2 separate regions of the Homo sapiens genome follow, and region 2 is linked to region 1. The links are chromatin contacts, found by Hi-C or POLR2A ChIA-PET in ENCODE. All regions are on one chromosome and are shown on one strand. The core of a region is the stretch at or near the end of the contact, and the rest is flanking DNA. Distances in the headings are between cores, read along the strand shown. Region 1 overlaps COBL (cordon-bleu WH2 repeat protein). Region 2 overlaps GRB10 (growth factor receptor bound protein 10).

What was found. Hi-C counts contacts between places; a loop is a spot of excess contacts on that map. ChIA-PET counts read pairs that join two places held with the same protein, here RNA polymerase II (POLR2A). Pooled maps may share reads with other maps.
Region 2: a map of endothelial cell of umbilical vein shows a loop between it and region 1 (7-fold over the local background). The contact joins two enhancer-like sites. A Hi-C loop is called at or near these places in 3 of 168 maps with a recorded cell type or tissue (chondrocyte, dorsolateral prefrontal cortex and endothelial cell of umbilical vein) and 7 of 50 pooled maps. POLR2A ChIA-PET finds 5 or more read pairs at or near these places in 2 of 52 experiments (K562 and activated naive CD4-positive, alpha-beta T cell).

What each region holds. Positions count from the first base shown.
Region 1 is chr7:51,139,004-51,142,239 of GRCh38, reverse strand. All of the region lies in intron 5 of COBL (cordon-bleu WH2 repeat protein), which reads left to right. Among named protein-coding and RNA genes, the nearest start is that of COBL, 180 kb to the left of the region's middle. Within about 2 kb of position 1,504, at least 5 of the 41 ENCODE cell types and tissues checked have a DNase peak (open chromatin) inside an H3K27ac peak, as active enhancers do.
Region 2 is chr7:50,655,637-50,658,872 of GRCh38, reverse strand. All of the region lies in intron 7 of GRB10 (growth factor receptor bound protein 10), which reads left to right. Among named protein-coding and RNA genes, the nearest start is that of DDC, 92 kb to the right of the region's middle. Within about 2 kb of position 1,457, at least 19 of the 41 ENCODE cell types and tissues checked have a DNase peak (open chromatin) inside an H3K27ac peak, as active enhancers do.

The DNA of each region.
Region 1 (3,236 bases), core at 255-2,754:
TCTAAATACTTAAAATGCCATCCCCCAGGCATTCCATGGGGTACTTGGCCAAAAAAGAGCGATCATTTCCTACTCGCCTCACCCTCTAGAAATGAGATTCCTAAGTTCCATTGTCCTGCCCATTCATGGTGATCAGTTCACATGAAGCTGGCATGCTTCATGGTTCTTTCTTTGCCGCTTCCTCGGAATCAGTGCAGGATTTCCAGGATGCCAGAAGACAGCTCAGGATTTGGCTCAGGGATTCAGCTTAAGGAGTGTCTGTCAGGAAGGCTGTGCCCTGAGGATAAGGAAATGCAAAGACAAAGACAGAGAACACCCTCTTGGGAAGGAAAGTTGGCCTTGCCCTTACCCAAGACTGTGCCAGCCACCACAGATGAGAAGCAGCATTCTCCCCATTCTCACCTCACCAGGAGCTTTGACAGACCTGAGCTGCTCTGCCCAACAGACCCCAGGGAGTGCCCGTTCGCCTCATCTGGTTTATGTCACATTGTTCTGCCTTGAGTCCTGTCAACACCTGTATCTGAAGAAAAGCCAGTGTGGATAACAGGTTCTGGAATCTTCCCTCCCACTCGATTCTTTAACAAAGCCTTAAAAAAAAAAAAAAAAGTTGTAAAGCCTTTCAAAAGGGGGCAGCATCGTCTAAGGAGAGGAGGCTGCAGGCAGCAACAGGAACATATTTCTAGTTTCATCTTTCTAGTTTATTCTATCACTAGGGAGCTGAGCCATCCTGAGTAGCTCTGTCTGGGCCTCAGTTTTTCTAATTTATTATATCACTAGGGCACAGAGCCATCTTGAGTAGCTCTGTCTGGGCCTCAGTTTTTCTCACCATCAAAACAGCAAACATCATGTCCTTCTAAGAGGATCTGATCCCATTTAGAAGAGCCTCTGCTGAGAGGATTGTTGATTGCCAGCTCAGAGTATACTTATTGTAACCAAAACATATCCCTTAACCTTGAAACAGAAATCAACATCTGAATTCCTCAATAGCCATGTCAAAAGATCTACTCAGGCTTTTAGTAGACTTGATTAAATGAGTCAAGGTATAATTGTATTTGTAGGATGGACACCTTTGAGAAATGGAAACAAAATGACCATTTCTCTTTTTTTTTTTTTAAATCGATTTAAACAGAAAGATTTCAGGTACAGCATCTCCTGTTTGTCCCTGGAAGTGTATTGTGCAGTACAGTAAGGGGTTGAAGTACACCAAGCCCCTTTTTGTTGTATGAACAGATTGATCCATCTTAGGCTGTGTGATGGGTGTGCTCGTGAGGCAGCTCTGTGAGGATATCTTCAAGAATTTTGGCAAAGGGAAATGGACCATGGCAGTCTGTGCTGACTCGAAATAGGGATGTTTACGTTGAACATGCTCAGCTTCTTGTCTGGTACTGATCTCTGATCAATTATAAGTCAATGAGCGAGGGAGACAACGTGTTCTCTGCGGTACCTGTGAGCCCTGAAAGTATTCCAGGAACACCCTGCACTCTCAGTGCCCTATCAGGTTCTATGGGGCACTTGTGCTGTCAGGGCCGTGCCCCTGCTGCCTGGTGCTAGATCTGCATAGCTCCTTGTCCCTGTCAGTGGAGTAGTGTTTTGTCGTCACAATGAAAGTCAAATAAAAGGAAAATAAGCTTTGCTGAGATGAGTACATTTTAAACAGAAGCAATCAAATATGTACATATATATATACGCACACACACACCCATGCATACATAAATGTTTGTGTGTGTGTAAATTTAAAATTAGGACCCATGTCAAAAGCACTTGTGGCAGATGATACTGGTTTTATTTTGAGCTGGCACTCAGATCTGGAAACGGTTAGCTTCCTCTTCTTCCTGTCTTCTCTCCCCAGATGCGCGTATGAGAGTCAAATCACTGATGTTTTACACTGAATGTAAGGAGTTAATTGGCTATCAGTGGTGTGGTGACATGGACACAGAGAGTTTTGCATTGTCTTTGGTGGGCGCCATTGAATTCGACTATCCATTGAATGACAGCAGCTGGCCTGGAGGAAGTTTAAATCCCACCAACCTAAGTCCCATGAAGCCTGAGATAGAAGGTTCTGTTTGCTTAGTTTTCTTTTCTGTTATTCATTGCTTTTTCTTAATGATTTATCTGGTTGCACTTGCAACTCCTGAGAAAATTTGATAAGATCATGACTGCCAACATCTGTGGATTTTGGTGCCAACCTTTGGTGAGAGCTATGACTCACTTCCCTACAAAAAAAGAACTTGATATTAAAAACATGTATATATTGACAAGCTTGGACAGGAAATCAAACCTCTCTTGCAGGCAAGCAGTGGCCTGTCCCTCATGAACTTTGCCACTTTGTAGCAGGAGACAACCAAGGAAACTGGGATAATAGGGGGGGCCAAGCTGTTTTGACTCCAGACTGCATGCATTAAGCTCTTGGTTTTCCCTTTGACTTCGTATTGATATGAGTCAGGACTTTAAAGGACTCAATACTTCACAATGTTTTCCTCCCACATTATTCTGTGGATTGCTTTCTAAATTCTGCGCACAAATTCCAAAAGTAGGGAAAGAAGATAGAAATGAAGCACAAGTATTCGCTGGACAACATAAAGTTTTTGGCTTCCCATGGGTTGAAGGTTGAGAAACACTGTTGAGTAGCAGAACTGAGAAGAGGGTCTGGTGGCTCAGGACCACTGGACCCTGCAATCGACCTCCTTGGGAGCATTGTGGGAGGTGGGAAGAGATATTTGTTAATTGTGTAGAGCAAATTAGGGGAGAAAAATCATCTGTTCTATTGAAATTCAGTTAAGTTCCAGAGTCACAGATGAAGGCCTCATGAGGAGCCCATTGTCTGAAGATAATCAATATCAGAACTTCTAGGAGGACTGGGATGGGGTGCACTTCCGCCTTCTGACTTTCTGCCATTCAAGGTCATCTCAGTGTGGCCCTCATGAGGTCATGGCCACCCAAAATAGGTATCAGAGAAGAAGGAAACCACATATATTAGACACTTCTAATGTGCTTTATCTAAATTACTTCATTTAATGCTTGTAACAACTTTGAAGGAAATGGATTTTTCCCCATTTTAAAGATGGGGATGTACCTACTTTATGGGGTCTATTCCCATTCCTTACCTTAAAAAATAGATAATGCAAAATGTCCAGGATGCTTATGACAGCAAAAAAAATTATGAATTAAAACCTGAAATCAATATGAAATGGAAGGGGGCTGTAAAGTTCTTTTAAGGGAGTATTCTGCACAGACCT
Region 2 (3,236 bases), core at 208-2,707, 480 kb after region 1:
GTGTTTGCATCAGAGCAAGTGATGCAATTGCAGCGAGGCAGTCGTGACCTGGAGCAGACCACTTGTTTGGCTAAATATGACACAGGAAATCAGTGCAGGAATCTTATGTGAAATCCCAACTACTAGTGTTTCTCCGGAGTACAAATATCTTTTAAAATATAAACCTCTGAATTTGAGGGGCCTAAAACAGATATTTTACTGTAGCATTGAATACCTCTTGATATCTATAGCTGTCAAGAGCATTGGAAATGTGAGCACTTAAATTATATACGTCTTTCACAGGAAGAATCACCATAGTTTTGCCAAAAATCTAAGTCTGTGCCTTGCCCACCTGTGGCCATCTACGTGAGGCTCCTGTGGACTCAAAGGCAAGGGCAGTGTGCAGTCATTGGTTATCGGTGGCCATCAGTGCTTTCACAGAGACCGCCTATTTTGCTAGCAACAGGAAGTAATTTTCCTTGGCAAACTGATTTGCTAATTCTTGCTGCTGCTTTGACTCGAAATTTCATCAGGTAAGGGGGAACCACTAGACAATGCACTTTCCCCAATTTACCTACCTGACAGCTTCTGCCATAAATGACTGCGAGCAAACAGCCTGCTGGTTTGTGTTTGGTTTTGAGTAGGAATCCACAGTTCACCCACTGGAGAAGCCTGTTACACTCACTGAACGTGGACATTGGCGCTTTATTTATACCTGTGAGCAGCCACGGAGGGACTTTTCTTTTCTCCTGCAATAGGCGCATGTGGCAGGTCCACCCAGTTTAGGATAAAGTGTTCTAGAGTTTACAGTCGAGAAGTGTTAGGCCTCTGGGTCTTGGTTGAGACCCAAGATGAGATGGGCCATCTAGGCCACTGCCTGGACAATGGCCATCTCTTTTCCTCCATGTCTTTTCTGTTTTTCTTTCCTTAGGCTCTCGCCTCAGTCTCTTAACTGGCTGAAGGACAAGTAGTTTGAGTAATAAAAATGTAAAAAAGAAAAAAAAAAGAATTAGTGGAGGAAACCAAGTGAAAGTGTTTTGAAAATCCAAAAAATTCACAAGAGAATTTGGTAAACATCCTCCCTCTGCTGTTGGTGCCAAGTCTGGACATTTCTAGGAAAGAGAGCACAGACATAGTCCCTGTGTGGGAAGGTTTACAAGTACATACCCTCTGCTGGTGATTTTTATTTTTTGGTCCCTGAGAGAACCAAATGCTAATGACTAACATGGTTTATCTTTTACTTTGCCCTAAAATAGCATCTTCGCTGTCATCTTACAACAGAGATTCTCTAGAATCAGGGCAGTAGTTTCTAGCCCTATTTATAGAACCCTGGCATCTTCAGATTTATTTATATGAGGAAATCCCCGAAAAGATTTAAATGGGAACACCATGTACCGGCGCACATTCCTCTCTTTTTGTTCACGGGTAGTGTTTCCGCTCACACAGTCCCTGGTCTCTCTGCAGAATCCTGGAAGGGAATGAGAAGCAGTGTTGCCATGCCAGGAGCCGCGGGAACATCACAGACACTCGAGGAAGTGGGAAGCAACATTGCTTTCTTCTTCATTTAACCTTGGAGCCTAAGTGTGACTGCCCTTTTGACTCTGACCATTGAACTGGCACAAAAACAGTATTGTAACAGTATTAAAAACAAAGTCAGCTCTTTCCATCTGCCCAGAGTTTGGTCGAGTTCCTGGCCCCTCGGCATTTTATCAGGTTTTAGTAAAGGTGGATATAATTTTAGATATGTTTTCAGTTATTTAACATCTCATAAGTATTTTCTGTGTTTCTTAGTGTGGTCTTCCTAAAAAACACTCATGATAGCTGATACCTACATTGATGAGTACCGATTTGTGCCATATTTACCTACTTCACAGTGACCAGATAATTTGCATTGTCGTCCAGTGTCTGTGCTATAAATGATGCTTCACTGGGTGCCTGGAGTGCAGCTGTTGCCACATTTTGAATCCTTTCCCCAGGGTAGACCCTAGAAGTCAGATTCCTACTAAAAGGTTGAGGATGTTTTATAGCTCAGGATGTGTGTTGCTATATCTGTCTGCAAAGACCTGCTTATGTTGATTACCACATCCGGGATAGAGTGAGTTTCGGGACTTCCGAGCCCTGACCCCATTCCTGGAGCCTTTCTCCACCTCTGCATTCTCCCTAATGAGAGAGTGGCTCAGAGGCACCGCATGGTAGCACACGGTGGCTTTGGAAGCCTGCCTTCCCCAGCAGGGGTGGAACTCTGTGTCCCAGGTGGTCAGCAGCTGTTTGCAGGGACTCCAGGATTTGTGTCTTCAGAATACCGCAGACACCTTAGCAAGCCCTCTGGCTTTTCCGTGGCTATTTCTGGGTGTATAGTAATTTTATGACAAGTCAGGCCTGTGTGGCCCTGCAGTGACAGGGATGAAGGAAGAAGAGAGTCTAGTGGCGTTTGCATAGGCTACTGCATAGTCACCACATCGGGTCTCTGACCTTATGAGCTTAGAGATCTCCAGCATGTATTGTTCCAGTAGTTACACATCCTGTCTTTTTCAGCTGTGCAGCACAGCTCACTGCCGCTGCCTCCCTGACATGGTCTCAAGTCCACAGGATCGCCCTGGGACGGAGGATCAGAGTGACCGATAGCAAGCAAGGACCTTGGGTCTGCTTGTCTAAACCCCTCACATGTGTGCACATCTCACACTCTGCGCTCAGCCCGCGCCTGTCTCCTCAGGGTTCCAACTTCCCCTACCAGGACACAGTCAGGAAATAACGCCCTTACTGTCCTCTGTTCCTCTCTTGTGCCCATTCACTGATAGATTTTAGGTGGTTTCTACATGCAGGTACTGCCTGGGTGCTGGGGTCTGAGGCTGGCAGGGCAGACACAGCCTTGCCCTCTGGGAGCCCATAACCCAGTGAGAGAAACCAATGCTAATCACCTTATAGAGGCACATTATCACAGACAGTTTCCAACATGCTGCCAGGACATTCCATCATGTGGGGAGAGCTATCAGTGGGGCCGAAGATGAGGAATCCTTAAGTGCCTTGGAAGGCATACAGTGTTCCAGAAAGAGGGAATGAGGACAGTTGAGGAAGGCACAGGCACCCTGGATGGTGGCTGAGATAGTATAGAGGAGGCAGCGCCTAGGAAGCCAGGGCCTTAGGTGTCCCAGGAAGAGATTGGTCTCCAGGGCAAAGGAGGTCTCTGGCAGAGAGGGGAAAGCAGCTTTGTACTTTGCTTTGCCTGCTGCAGTGTGAAGGATGGACTGGGCTGGAGG